3 separate regions of the Homo sapiens genome follow, and regions 1 and 2 are each linked to region 3. A link is a contact called in ENCODE Hi-C or POLR2A ChIA-PET data. All regions are on one chromosome and are shown on one strand. Each heading gives the region's core, a stretch centred on a gene start or an enhancer-like site at or near the end of the contact. The rest is flanking DNA. Distances are from core to core; before and after follow the strand shown. Region 1 holds the start of TIMM9 (translocase of inner mitochondrial membrane 9). Region 2 overlaps CDKL1 (cyclin dependent kinase like 1). Region 3 holds the start of MAPK1IP1L (mitogen-activated protein kinase 1 interacting protein 1 like).

Region 1 (4,365 bases), core at 376-2,875, 3.4 Mb before region 3:
CTGACAATAAAGTGAGATTAAGCACGAAACATTTTAAAATATAACCATACACTATTGGATGTGGACAAACTATGGGTAGAAATATGTATACGATGTAAAGGTCTAATTTAACAGCAGTACTATTTGAGTGTCACCGCTGTATCCCCCAAAGAACAGCATTACAAAAGCGTTTTGCTGTTTTTGCTCACATATTCATTAATTTAATCCTCACAATTAGCAGCGAAGTGGGTAAAGCATATGTTATCCTTATTTTCACTGAGCTCTAGACAGATTAAGTGAATTGGAATATAGAAGCCATCAATTGGCAGAAGTCCTGCTTTTCCCACTATGAAAAGAAAGTAGTGAATTAGGTAAAAAGCACTACTTTGGGGGAAAACTATAAAAAACACTACGTGGGGGAAAATAAAGCACATTATACAAGTTAAGTGTATCCACCATAAATATAAAAAAAAAAATATGCAAAAGTCAATGCAAAAAAAAAAAAAAAAAGCACAACAGGGGACGTTAAAGTTTCATTCATTCCATCTATTCAAACATTTTATAGGCTTCCTGGCCATTTTCCCGGGAAACAGGGTCAGTTTTCAAACATCTGTACAAACTAGACTTATATCTTACGTTTGGGAATTTAAACAAATAAGGACTAAAGATTTACTAAACTAAAACTGGTTGAAAAACTACATGGAATCACATACCACGTGATGTTCCATTCAAACTAGTCCCCGTTCCAACAGGAAGACGTTTATTTGCAGACAATGCCGGAGGAACACAGGGCAACTCATCTTTCAGCAAAACCAAATGATCTCCATGATTTTGAGAAACTACCTCACGAAGTCTCTTCACTGGCATCTTAATCTTTTTTTTCTTCTCCAAGCTGACCTCAGAGCCTTTCATATTGTTGGTCACAAAACAAGTCCCACACTTAAGGACGGAAAAACTTTCTCTGTTTCCTTAAGACTTCAGAACAAAATTTTCACCTCTTTGCAATAACTGTTTTTAAAATGTCGAACATCCACAAAGCTGAAAATCTAAATTCTGATATTGAATCCAGGATTAGAGCTGACTATAAAGTCATATTTACCCATTAATCCCACTCAGTCTATTAATACACCACGCCAAAATGTGAAAGTGGGGATGACAAGAGAATGGCCACAGGAGCAACAATAACCATAACAGTGCACTCCCCAACCCCAGAGCTGGTAGGGCAAAACCAAACACATGTAGTGGCGGGCTTAAAATTTGTTGAGAAGAGGCAGTCAAGCAAATAAAAGCGAAATGCTATTTTTAAAATAATGACCCACATAAGAAGCGTAATAGCTTTCTTCAGCCACAGAGTCTTACACACCCCTCCAGATGCAATCGTCGGAAACATAAATTCACCCCTACGTATCTCCAGAACGCCCGAGACCCGCACCGTCGTGGGTGTAATCTGACAACAGCGTCAGTTGCCCGCAGGTCAACACCCACTTCCCTTCAAACCCGCCCTTGAGACACAACACGCATGCGCGCCAAGAAACTCACCCAAAACATCCAACCAGAAAGCTAAGCGCTCTCTGGTGCTCTTCCATTCCTCTCCGGGTGGAAACAAACTCCGGACATAACAGGGGTTTATTTATTTATTTATTTTAAGGTAGCACATTGCCGCACAAGACCGCTCTACAGTCTCATCCAAGACTTGAAGAGCTCCCGACTTGTAATACTACTTGTGTTTACCAGGGACTGTTGACACTGCTTCGCTTCCGAAGACCGTTAGGGACGTGGGATTAGGTAAATTAGGCTTCCAAGAAGTTTCGACAGATTCGGGTCATTATTGGAGAGGAAGTCGGGAATAGAAAGCGTTGTCTAAGCAGAAAATAACCGAAGTTAATCCTTAGGAGATTTTAGAATTCGCTGATGGTACCTGCTTTTTCTTCTAGATTTCCTCGCGTTATAACGAATCGGCGTCTAAGGGTTTAAGTGTCACTTGACATTACTGCTCCCACGTGTTCTTTCCCATCTGGCGGCCGCGGCTCCTGTCCAGACCCTGACCCTCCCTCCCAAGGCTCAACCGTCCCCCAACAACCCCCAGCCTTGTACTGATGTCGGATGCGAGAGCCTGTGCTTAAGTATGGTGTCTGTTCTCTGCCGTGAGAATCCGGGGTTCCCGGACGGGGGGTGGCAGGCTACGCTCCAGGAAAGTGGCGGGGTCTCCCGAGGAGGCCGCCGCACGTACCTGGAGCAGTGGGGGGTGCGAAGCGGGACAGCGCTTCGCCGGGTCGGGTGCAGACCTTCCTGGAGATGGTGTCACCTGGGCGAGGGTAGGAACTTTAGGCCCTGAGCCACCCCCAACCCGGATCTGGGGAGTCGGGGTCCTGTTTTGGGACACTGAATTAGACTATAAGGTATTTACGATGTGACCTTGAGCTGCCCGGGGGAAGATCCTCCTTTAAATGAAAATCGTCTTTAGACATAATACCAGGTCTAACACCCCTTCCCTGATCTGCTCATTTCCCAGGATGCGCTACTTAGAGCTTTCCCTTTACGCCTTACTGGAGGCTTTAGAATAATCAAAGCAGAAAATGTAATCCGATCTAAAAGCTAAATAACTAATTTTATTTCTTTTACATCTCGGCAGTCTACCTTCATAGAAGTCTAGACTTAAAATGGACTTTAAAGTCTGAGCGCGGTGGCTCACGCCTGTAATCCCAGCACTTTGGGAGGCCAAGGCGGGCGGATCACGAGATCAGGAGTTCGAGACCAGCCTGGCCAGCAAGGTGAAACCCCGCCTCTACTGAAAATACAAAAAATTAACTGGGCATGGTGGCGCGCGCCTGTAGTCCCAGCTACTCAGGAGGCTGAGGCAAGAGAATTGCTTGAACCCGGCAGGTGGAGGTTGCAGTGAGCTGAGATCGCGCCATTGTGCTCCAGCCTGAGTGACAGATCAAGACTGTCTTAAAAAAAAAAGAAAAAAAAAGACTTTAAGGGCTCAGCGTTAAAGACCCTTTTAATTATTATTTTTTTGTAACTTGCTGAGTTTCTCTAATGAGTTTTGTGTTGTTTTTTGAGACAAAGTCTCACTCTGTGGCACAGGCTGGAGTGCAGTGGCGCGATCTTGGCTCACTGCAACCTCCGCCTCCCAGGTTCAAGCGATTCTTCTGCCTCAGGCCTCCTGAGTAGCTGGATTACAGGCGCCCGCCACCACGCCCAGCTAATTTTTTTTGTATTTTTATTAGAGACGGGGTTTCACCATGTTGGCCAGGTTGGTCTCGAACTCCTGACTTGATTCACCCGCCTCGGCCTACCAAAGTGCTAGTATTACAAGCGTGAGCCACCGCACGTGGCCATTATTTTTTATTTTAGTTACATTTTCTCTTCGTAATTGGGCTCATAGGTGGTACTTGTTTGTTCACAATTTATTGTATATTATGAGTGTACTGAAAGAACTACAATGTCAGAGTCGCCAGAGACCTTGGAGATAGTTTAACTCTTACCTTCTAGGTGAAACTTATGTGAAAGAAACAGTGACCTAAGATCTGAGTGTAGGCACTCTGAATTATTAAAATGACAACTTAATTTGGATCTTACAGCTCTTTGTCATTACTCTTTAGTTCCTTTCCCTCTTTTTTTTTTTTTTTCCAGAGACAGGGCCTTGCTCTGTCATGATCATAGCTCCCTGAAGCCTTCAACTCCTGAGCTCAGGCAATCCTCCTGTCTCAGCCTCCTGAGTAGCTAGGACTACAAGCACTTGCCACCACGCTGGCTAATTTTTTACTTTTTTGTAGAAACTAGGTCTCGCCTTATTGCCCAGGCTTATTTTCTCAGCTCACTGCAACCTCTGCCTCCTGGGTTCAAGTGATTCTTCTGCCTCAGCCTCCCAAATAGCTGGGATTATAGGCACCCGCCACTCTGCCCAGATAATTTTTGTGTTTTTAGTAAAGATGGGGTTTCACCATGTTGGCCAGGCTGGTCTGGAACTCCTGACCGCACGTGATCTGCCCACCTCAGCCTCCCAAAGTGCTGGGATTACAGGCGTGAACCATCATGCCTGGCCTTATTTTCTCACTCTAAATCAGCCCTCTCAACCCCTTTTCTTTATGACTGACACTTTTGAAAAGACCAGCCAGGTTGTCTTACAAATTGTTCCATGTTGTAGATTTTCCTAATTATTCCCTCATGATTAGAGCCATATCAAACTTTGGCCAGAATACCACATAGGTGATGCTGTCTTACTGCATCCCACCAAGAAATACCTAATGTTGGCACCCATGTTTGTGATGCTAGGTTTTATGACTTAGCTTATACGTTTTTTCTTTGAGACAGGGTCTCTTTCTGTCACCCAGGCAAGAGAGCAGTGGCGTGATCATGGCTCACTGCAGCCTCAAGCTCCTG
Region 2 (4,814 bases), core at 1,431-3,930, 4.7 Mb after region 3:
GCTCCAGCCTGGGCGACAGAGCAAGACTGCTAGATTCTTTACATACACTCTCCTTAATCTTTCTGTAACAGGATCCACAGCTGGCTCTAAGCTATGGGGTGGAACTTCTTCTACCAGGGTATTCACCGTCTTCTGATTTGCATATGACACATGGACCCTACCTGAATTCAACTCCTTTCCGTAACTCAGGTTTAAACATACTAAGGATTTATTGGATGAGAGGTAGGGTGGTCATAACAGAAGTCAGATTACAGAGAAAGACAAGGTAACAGGAAGAAAATCACGTTAAATCAAGAAGTCAGGAGCTGGGTGTGGTGGCTCACGCTTGTAATCCCAGTATTTTGGGAGGCCAACGTGCTGATCTCTCGAGCCCATGAGTTCAAGACCAGCAGGGGCAACGTGGTGAAACCCCATCTCTACAAAAAATAGAAAAATTAGCTGGGCATGGTGGCATGCACCTGTAGTCCCAGCTACTCAGGAAGCTGAGGTGGGAGGATCACCTGAGTTCTGGGAGTCAAGGCTGCAGTGAGCCGTGATTTGTGCCACTGCATTCCAGCCTGGGCAACAGAGTAAGACACTGTCTCAAAAAAAAAGAAAAATCAAGAAGTCAGGCATGATGGGCTGGAGCATCACAGGCCCTGTCGTGGAAAGTGGGCAGTGGTCTGCATAAAGCAGTTGGATGCACTTGAACTCCATGCAGCCCCTAGGGGAATATCTGTGTGTCCGGCAAGGGGCAAGGAAAGGGCTATGTGGTTCAAAACAAATACAAACCATACAAATACAAAGTAATACAAACCAAAACAAACAAATACAAAACAAATACAAACCATACAAATACAAAGTAATACAAACCAAAACAAACAGATACAAAACAAATACAAACCATACAAATACAAAGTAATACAAACCAAAACAAACAAATACAAAACAAATACAAACCATACAAATACAAAGTAATACAATAGAATAATTGTATTACTAAGGCCCCAAGCCCCTATGCTGCTGAACCTTCTCTCTGTGGAATGAAAATGGTAAGAAGAGGAAAGAAAGAATTTCTGCCAGCAGTGGCAGAAAAAGTAGATGCTCCTAGCGGAGTTGGAGGTCAAGGACAGGACAGTGTCACTGTGGGATCCCTGGGCAGACGTTCTACCTATGGCAGGTGGTATGGGGGCGTTAAAATATATTAGACCAGCATTGGTCAAGGGCTGAAAGCAGCAGCTGGGACATTGTCTATGACATGTCTCCCTCCAGAAAACAAGAAAAACAAGTGAGACAAAGAGAAGGAATCATCTACTGCTATGTGGCAGGTAGGGGCAAGGGACCTAGTAAATTTGGACAAACTGCCAAGTATCATTGTTACTTAGGATGCACAAATTACACTAATAACAACCTTAGAAGGTAGATATCGTTACACTAATAACAACCTTAGAAGGTAGATATTGTTATCCCATTTTACAAATGGATTCAGTATGGTTAATGATTTGCCAAGGCCTCCCGGTCAGTAAGCTGGAATGCAGACACAGTTCTGTCTGTCCCCAAGTTCATGCCATGTGGTTTCCCCATACCAGAACCATCCATCACTTTATACCAAACACCATACTCTGAAGTCTCCCAATGACTGGTCGTCAGAATTTATACTGCCCGTTCTCCCGCAGGGCCTTAGCTGTGAGATTTGTGGCTTCTGTGGAGGCCTGAGTGCAGATTGTAGCTGAACAGCCGTTCTTTCCATATCTCATTCCATAACCCTATGGACTATTTTAGAAGGCTAAAATAGCCTTCTAAACCTTTGTACAAACCTTTGTAGGTTTGCCACCTACAAAGATGAGAATAAGTGTGAGGGGAAATGTCCATTTGAAAATTAATTATAAATATCACAACGTAATGCAGAGATTCATAATGAGAACAAGGTCACTCCTAAAGGGTGAAAATTGGTTCTTGGCAGGTGGCAAAAAAATCTAACTTTTTTATTGTTTAAAGCACAGATATACATATGGTTCATATACAGATATATAGTATATTTGTGATATTAAAATTTCATTGGTAAGTGATTAGAAAAAATGTGTAAAATGACTCTTTGAGGGAGAGAAATGAAAAAAGGTGCATGGGGTGTGGGCGAGTGGCACTGTTGAGTGTATCCTAGGTGCCAGAAGTAGGCTCTCATTTGATTTTAATTCATCGTGAATAGTAACCTGCAGAATGTCCAGAGCATCCCTTTTTTCCCTGCTGTCCCCTTTGATCAGTAGCCTTATAGAAGGGACAGGGGCATGGGGACAGGAGCTACAGTTAGAGACTTCAGTTTTCTTTTCTCTCTCTTTTTTTTTTTTTTTTTTTTTTTTTTGAAGACAGTCTCACTCTGCTGCCCAGGCTGGAGTGCAATAGCGCAATCTCGGCTCACTGCAACCTCTGCCTCCTGGGTTCAAGCGATTATCCTGCCTTAGCCTCCCCCAGTAGATAGGACTACAGGGGCGTGCCACCACACCCAGCTAATTTTTGTATTTTCAGTAGAGACAGGGTTTCACTGTGTTGTCCGGGCTGGTCTCAAACTCCTGATCTCATGATCCGCCTCCCTCGGCCTCCCTAAGTACAGGGATTACAGGCATGAGCCACCACACCCAGCTATGGAACTTCAGTTTCTGATCATGCTTGAAGCTGTGGAGTGACCTTGGGCAAGCTCTGGTGCTTCCTGGAGCCTGGCGTGCCTTATCGCTATGATTTATGTCCCTGTTTGGCATTGCTTTGCTGATTTTTTGCTGAGGAGGGCAGAGGGCTCTTGGGCCAAACATCTAACAGCGGTCAAGCAGCCTCAAGGATGCAAGAGCAGGAAAGTAGAGGGTCAAAGGGAGTAAACATAGAAGAGGAAAGCACAGACAGAAGGGCAGAAGGTGGGATTTTAACATAGTGCTGTGGCCAACGGCCAACGGAGGCGCTGGAGGCAAAAGCTCTTCACACAGTCCCCCAAGAGGCTCACTGTCTTCAAAGAGCAGACCAGAAGTCCTGCTGGGCACATTACCATCATGGTGACAGGCACATGCTTTAAGAAGTAGGACTGTCAAGGTTGCCTGTTATCCAAAGCATTTATTAAGTGCTTAACTGAATGTGCTCTGTGCAGTGCCACATCCACTAAATGCTAAGAGTACCATGTAAATGCTCCCTAGCATTAGAATCTAATTAGAACTTTCATAGTTGGAAGGGCTTCTGCTCTTCAAATATTAGTTGAAGGAGTGTTTCCTCACTCAGTAAAAACCTCAGCCAGCTGCAGTGGCTCATGCCTGTGATCCCAGCACTTTGGAAGGCTGAGGCAGGTGGATCACGAGGTCAGGAGTTTGAGACCAGCCTGGCCAACATCCCCGTCTCTACTAAAGATACAAAAAATTAGCCAGGTGTGGTGGCGGGCACCTGTAACCACAGCTACTTGGGAGGCTGAGGCAGGAGAATCGCTTGAACCCGGGAGGTGGAGGTGGCGGTGAGTCGAGATAGAGCCATTGTGCTCCAGCCTGGGCGACAGGGCAAGACTCTGTCTCAAAAAAACAAAACAAACAAACAAACACCTCAGTGGAAAATCCTGTGACATCTTTAAGAATTTCATCCTGCTTTTGCTAATAGGGGTCATTCTAGGCTCCCTCTCTTCAAATTGTTTAATTGGCTTGTTGAGGTGAATTAATAACATATGTCTATTAATTGTTTTAGCTGAGTTCAGCATTTTCTGTTATGGATTATGGATTAACAAACCCAAATGTCTGTGGAATCACACTGTTAACATAAATGAGGGAAGCAGTCTGAATATAGGGCAAGATGGAGAGGTGGAGACTGGGGCAAACTGGGGTCCTCATGTCTGATCTAAAGTGGACAGCTACTGCTCAGTGCCACAGACTGCAAGCCTAAGGTGCTGGGTTTTCAGTCTTTTTTTTTTTTGAGATGGAGTCTTGGTCTTGTCACCCAGGCTGGAGTGTAATGATATGATCTGGGCTCACTGCAACCTCTGCCTCCCAGGCTCAAGCGATTCTCCTGCCTCAGCCTCCTGAGTAGCTGGGATTACAGGTGCCCACTACCATGCCTAACTAATTTCTTGTATTTTTAGTAGAGACGGGGTTTCACCATGTTGGACAGGCTGGTTGTGAACTCCTGACTTCAGGTGATCCACCTGCCTCGGCCTCCCAAAGTGCTGGGATTACAGGCATGAGTCACCGCATCAGGCCCACCACCCCCACCCCCATTTTTTTTTTTTTTTTAAGACAGGGTCTCAGTCTGTTGCCCAGGCTGGAGTGCAGTGGGGCAATGATGGCTCACCGCAGCCTCAATCTCCAGGGCTCAGGTGATCCTCCCACCTCAGCCTCCTGAATAGCTGGGACTACAGGCATGCATCACCACACTAGGCTAATTCTTTGTATTCTTTTTTTTTTTTTCTTTTTGAGACGGAGTCTCGCTCTGTCTTCCAGGCTGGAATACAGTGGCGCGATCTTGGCTTACTGCAACCTCCACCTCCCAGATTCAAGTGATTCTCCTGCCTCAGTCTCTTGAGCAGCTGGGATTATAGGTGCATGCCACCACACCTGGCTGGTTTTTGTGTTTTTAGTAGAGATGGCCAGGCTGGTCTCAAACTCCTGACCTCGGCCTCCCAAAGTGCTGGGATTACAGACATGAGCCACTGCGCCCAGCCAATTCTTTGTATTCTTTGTAGAGATGGGGTTTCTCCATGTTGCCCAGGCTGGTCTCAAACTCCTGTGCTCAAGCAATCCTCCTGCCTCGGTCTCCCAAGGTACTGGGTTTACAGGCATGACCCCCAACATGTCCAGCCAGAGTCTTTTTTAAAAAGC
Region 3 (4,822 bases), core at 1,808-4,307:
GGACTACACAGTGATGAAACCCGGACATGAATCCTTTTGACGGTTATCTTTTGACAAAAAACTTCTCAATAAGAGACCATTTTCCATCTGTAGAAGTTATAATTCCTGCCCACTGCACAGAAAATAGTAACACACTTAATCTATAAAGTGCTATATACATGTTAGATATTTGTTAGGCGAAATTAAGCGAAATCAAAATTTTTGGGTTGATTTGTTTAGTATGGGGGGATGATATGTATCGTACTGAAAATATAAATTAATGGCCGGGTGCGGCGGCTCAAGCCTGTAATCGCAGCACTTTGGGAGGCCGAGGTGGGTGGATTACTTGAGGCCAGGAATTCAAGACCAGCCTGGCCAATGGTAAAACCCTATCTCAACTAAAAATACAGAAAATTAGCTGGGCGTGGTGGAAGGCACCTGTAATCCCAGCTACTTCGCTTCGATAGGCTGAGGCAGGAGAATCGCTGGAACCTGGGAGGCGGAGCTTACAGTAAGCGACTCCGTCTCCAAAAAAAAAAAAAAAAAAGAAAATATAAATTATAAATTAGAATACATGCTAGTTTTTAGTATTGGCTCATTTATCTGCTTATGTTCCATTTTTTACATTTGGGCAACTCAAAAACGGGGGTTTTGAAATGCTCAAAAATCTGAATCTTTTTGAGTGCCACCATGCCGCTCAAAGGAAATGCTCATTAGAGCATTCTGGATTTTGGATGCTCAACTGGTGTAATGTAAAAAAAATCCAAAATCTGAAACACTTCTGGTCCCAAGCATTTGGGATAAAGGATATGCAACCTGCAATATTTCTTGGCATTTAGTTATATACTTATTGGAACATATATGCCAAACAATGTGTTGGCCTTTAGAGAAATTATAGTATTACATGGAGATTCCTGAGATGTGCTGTCTTTTGCAGTCCATAAGGACCATAAGGAAAGAGCCGGGAGTAGAGGGCGGTGAAATGGGCCCTAGGGAAAGAAGAGCAGTTAGTGTAAAAACTGGGAGAATCTCTGGGGAGGTATAAGCAGTTCAGATGGGTTAGAATATAGCGAGAAAGGGAAGGGTTGTATTAAAGTCTTAGCAGAGTGACCTTAGACGAGGGTTTGAATTATTTCACTAAAAGTCGGCTCATCTGAATGAACCCGAACTATAAAGAACAGGCCATACTATTTGTAAAAAGCACGCAGTTTAAAAAACAAAACAAATAAAAACCAGGCCAGTAATGTTGCGAGGAACTAAATGGGACTCTGTCCAATCAAGTGCCTAAAAAAATAGTGCTTGGGTGGAAAACAAATACCAAATTCTCTTTTCTTTGTATGTGGACATCTAGCTTATAGGTAAAAAAGTAAACGTTAAAGTATGATTATCTAGCTATAACTGCAGCTCTTCACTGGTTGGTTCGGCCAGAGTTGACAAGTCCAACTCTCCAAACTTGAGGCAAAGGAAGATCGGAATCGTACCCACATCATAGATTTGCTGTAAAACTTTTAATAAACAAATCTCTTAGTCGCTGCCTGGAATATAGCAAAACCTCAACAAATATTAGCTTTTATGATGCCTACTTTTAGGTCCATAAATCTTTATCTGCCCTAGTTTGGCACAAAACTTACATGGTGGCAAAATGTGACCTGAAGCTATTTATAGTTTCTATTCGCCCCCACTTAGAATGAATGTTCACATCTATTGCTGCAAATATTAATGTTGGATTATGGGGTGCCCCACTCTGCTGGGGGTGTTATCTCTCGTCTAACATGACTTTCTAAAAAGATGAAGATAAAATCCAAGTATTTTTGAATTCAAAACACACTAGCTTCAAAAGTTTCAGTTAAGAGACTGGGGATGGATTTTACCCATTCCGCCTGGAGTGAGGAAAAGAACATTCCAATATTTGCAATTCACTCCAAGTTTCTGAAGCAAACTCGCTTTGCATTGTGGGCTCAGAGATGCCAGCATGAAAAATTTCTATTCTTCCCCCAAAGAACACCAGTGAACAAAGAACTTATGAAATGTTTCTGAAGGCTACCTTTGCCTGTAATGAGGGTTCCTTTTCGAAACAGACCTTTACAACCCCCAGGTGTGTATTTCTCTAGTAGTAAAACTAAAAAAAATTCTTGCGGTCGAGTGAGCCTGGCTTCATGCTTTAACACTGGAATCTTTACCTATTAAAAGCTGTACTCTTGCTTTTCAAGGTAAAGAGGAAAACGGTCCAGCTATGCATACGCTATCGCAGGTATGTGCTCCTCAGTCCTAAAAAAGGAGATCACTGAATTCTGCCCTTCTCGTGGTTTGCCCTGGGTATTCATCTAATGTATCCGTGAGCAATTCCTCTAGTAAGTCATAACCAGAACGTTGTCACACTGCGGATTAACAAGCGCCCGAGACTCTTGTAAGAATCTTTTCAGGCCTTTCCCTTTTTATTAAAAATTAATGAATGAGTGTAATAGGGTGGGGGTAGAGGGGAAATCGGGGCCAAGGGGCGCGAGGCCGGCAGCCGTTTAGGGACGCACGAACAAAGGGAGTCCGGGATCAACCGGAGCGAACCGGCCTCCTAGCGGGTCGCGCCCGCCGGGAAGGGGTGGGGGAGGGGCCGGCCCGCGCCCGCCCCGCCCCGCAGCCAGACCTGACGTCAGGCGCCCAGAAACCCGTCGGGCGCGACGTCAGCGGCCTCCGACACCTTCTCCCTGGGGGGCGATCCCCAGGCAGCCCGCAGCGTGGAGGAAGGCGACCGATAGAAACGCTTAGTCCTGGTGCCAGGCAGGCGACCACGGCCCGAGCACTGGACGTGACTCGATGCACCTCGGTCACCGCGCCCGCTTCCCGCTTGGCCGCGCCCGCGGGCTCCGCAACCCCAGCTCCCCGATTCCCCTTCACGACTCCCACTAGTACCGAAGCAGCCTCACCCGGCAATATCCGAGACCGCAGTAGGGTCTAGAAGCGGCGATGGGTCCGAGGGACTGGGCCCTGAAGACGCGGGCGCAGCCTGACTGACGGCAGCTAGAGCAGCGGCGGCAACAGCACCAGCAGCGCGCGGCTCCTCCTGGCGCCGGAACAGGAAGCGCCGAGCGCACCGCCTCCGCCCGTTCTCCCCCTCCCCTCAGGCCGCGCCGCGTGCGCCTCCCGCAGGCCCCTGGCGGTACTGCGGCCCGCCAGGCCTAGGGGGATGGGCTCCACCTGGCGCCGGCTCCGGGCCGCTTTCCCCTGGTGGGCGGGCTAAAAGCTCCCAGAGTTTCCGGAGTTCCGAGGACTCGGAGGAAACGCCAGTGGCTGCCGATGTTCACGGCTTCCCGGCGGAAATTGCTAACTTGTCTTGAGTTGCTTGAGGGCTGATTCTGGATTCCTTTTGCTCAGCGGTTTTTACAGCTAGGCCTCGAAGGAGGCTGGGTATGGACGCGGTCTGATTTCGGCCTGACCCGAGGACTCAGATCCTCGGGCCAAAAGTGGGGAGAGGGAAAATATTAATACAGGAAAGGGAAGACGTTTGCAAATAGCTTGACAAATTGATATTTGCTTTCTTTGTAGATTTTTCCTCATCAATGCCTCTTCTCCCATGTTCTTTTTTGTTGTTTTTGAGACAGGGCCTCTGTCACACACGCTGGAGTGCAGTGGCGCGATCTCGGCTCACTGCAACCTCTGCCTGCTGGTCTCAAGCAATCCTCCCATCTTAGCCTCCGAGTAGCTGAGACTGCAGGCATGTGCCACCACATCCGGCTTATTTTTGTGTTTTTGATAGAGATGGGGTCTCACCCTGCTAGCCTCAAGCGATCTGCCCGCTTCGGCCTCCCAAAGAGCTGGTATTACAGGTGTGAGCCACCGTGCCCAGCCGCCATCTTCATTTCTGAATAAACATTACCTCCTGTGTCAGGCACAGATGACATGACCCCAGTCAAGGAACCTACTAACTAGCAATAAAGATGTCGTGATAATTATATGGTGTGCAAAATATATACATATATGCAATATACTTTTTTTTTTTTTTTGAGACGGAGTCTTGCTCTGTCGCCAGGCTGGAGTGCAGTGGCGCGGTGCGATCTCGGCTCACTGCAACCTCCGCCTCCCGGGTTCAAGCGATTCTCCTGCCTCAGCCTCCCAAGTAGCCGGAACTACAGGCGCGCGCTACCTTGCCCAGCTAATTTTTGTATTTAGAGACGAGGTTTCACCACGTTGGCCAGGATGGTCTCGATCTCTTGATCTTGTGATCCGCCCTCCTCGGCAAAGTGCTGGGATTACAGGCGTGAGCCACTGTGCCCGGCCAATATACATTTTTTAAGATATAAAAATATCCTAAAAGTATGTGGTACACTTGCATCTTGCTTTGTGTAAGGCATTAGTGAGTGAGTGGGTGGCCATTTAACCATGAACTTGTTTAAAGGAAGACATCCCTGGATGTTTTCCACAGCACACACAATTCTCACACTGAAAAAGGGGCAACAGAGGAACTTCAAATACCTAAGCCGAGAGTCTTATTTTTGGGTAAGGGCACACAGGCCTATGGAAAATTACACGACTGGTGTGGACCTAGCCTGTTCTCACTGGTGACAGTGAATCAGCAGTGCCTTGAGCCATGCTGAAACCTGAAGCAACAAGAAATCAGTAATCTGGTCAGGTTTGATTTGAAATTTGGTATCTTGCTCATCATAGGCTTTTTTGCATCAATTCAGATATTACAATATTGTACCAAAACATTGTCTTCCTTAGTCGTATAGTCAAATATTTGTCCCTAAGTGCCTCACCATACCCTAGTCCTGGCGCTGTGTACCAGTAATGGATAGCCTCCAACTTTTCCTTGCCTGCAATCAGCCAGTAGCTGAGCACGTTGGAGGGG

Evidence for each region. Hi-C counts contacts between places; a loop is a spot of excess contacts on that map. ChIA-PET counts read pairs that join two places held with the same protein, here RNA polymerase II (POLR2A). Pooled maps may share reads with other maps.
Region 1: a map of CD8-positive, alpha-beta T cell shows a loop between it and region 3 (6-fold over the local background). The contact joins the promoter of TIMM9 here to the promoter of MAPK1IP1L in region 3. A Hi-C loop is called at or near these places in 2 of 168 maps with a recorded cell type or tissue (CD4-positive, alpha-beta T cell and CD8-positive, alpha-beta T cell) and 8 of 50 pooled maps.
Region 2: POLR2A ChIA-PET joins it to region 3 with 12 read pairs in B cell. The contact joins the enhancer-like site here to the promoter of MAPK1IP1L in region 3. POLR2A ChIA-PET finds 5 or more read pairs at or near these places in 2 of 52 experiments (B cell and WTC11).

What each region holds. Positions count from the first base shown.
Region 1 is chr14:58,424,791-58,429,155 of GRCh38, reverse strand. TIMM9 (translocase of inner mitochondrial membrane 9) reads left to right here and starts at 1,625. Exons shown (of 6, transcript NM_012460.4): 1 at 1,625-1,764; 2 at 1,914-2,102. KIAA0586 reads right to left here and starts at 1,437. Exons shown (of 31, transcript NM_001329943.3): 1 at 693-1,437. The coding sequence starts at 891. RefSeq lists enhancers at 1,166-1,355, 1,426-1,475, 2,490-3,433.
Region 2 is chr14:50,386,622-50,391,435 of GRCh38, reverse strand. All of the region lies in intron 2 of CDKL1 (cyclin dependent kinase like 1), which reads left to right. Among named protein-coding and RNA genes, the nearest start is that of CDKL1, 7.9 kb to the left of the region's middle. Within about 2 kb of position 2,680, at least 9 of the 41 ENCODE cell types and tissues checked have a DNase peak (open chromatin) inside an H3K27ac peak, as active enhancers do.
Region 3 is chr14:55,049,882-55,054,703 of GRCh38, reverse strand. MAPK1IP1L (mitogen-activated protein kinase 1 interacting protein 1 like) reads right to left here and starts at 3,057. Exons shown (of 4, transcript NM_144578.4): 1 at 2,901-3,057. RefSeq lists silencers at 2,487-2,646, 2,997-3,236 and enhancers at 3,267-3,466, 3,006-3,695.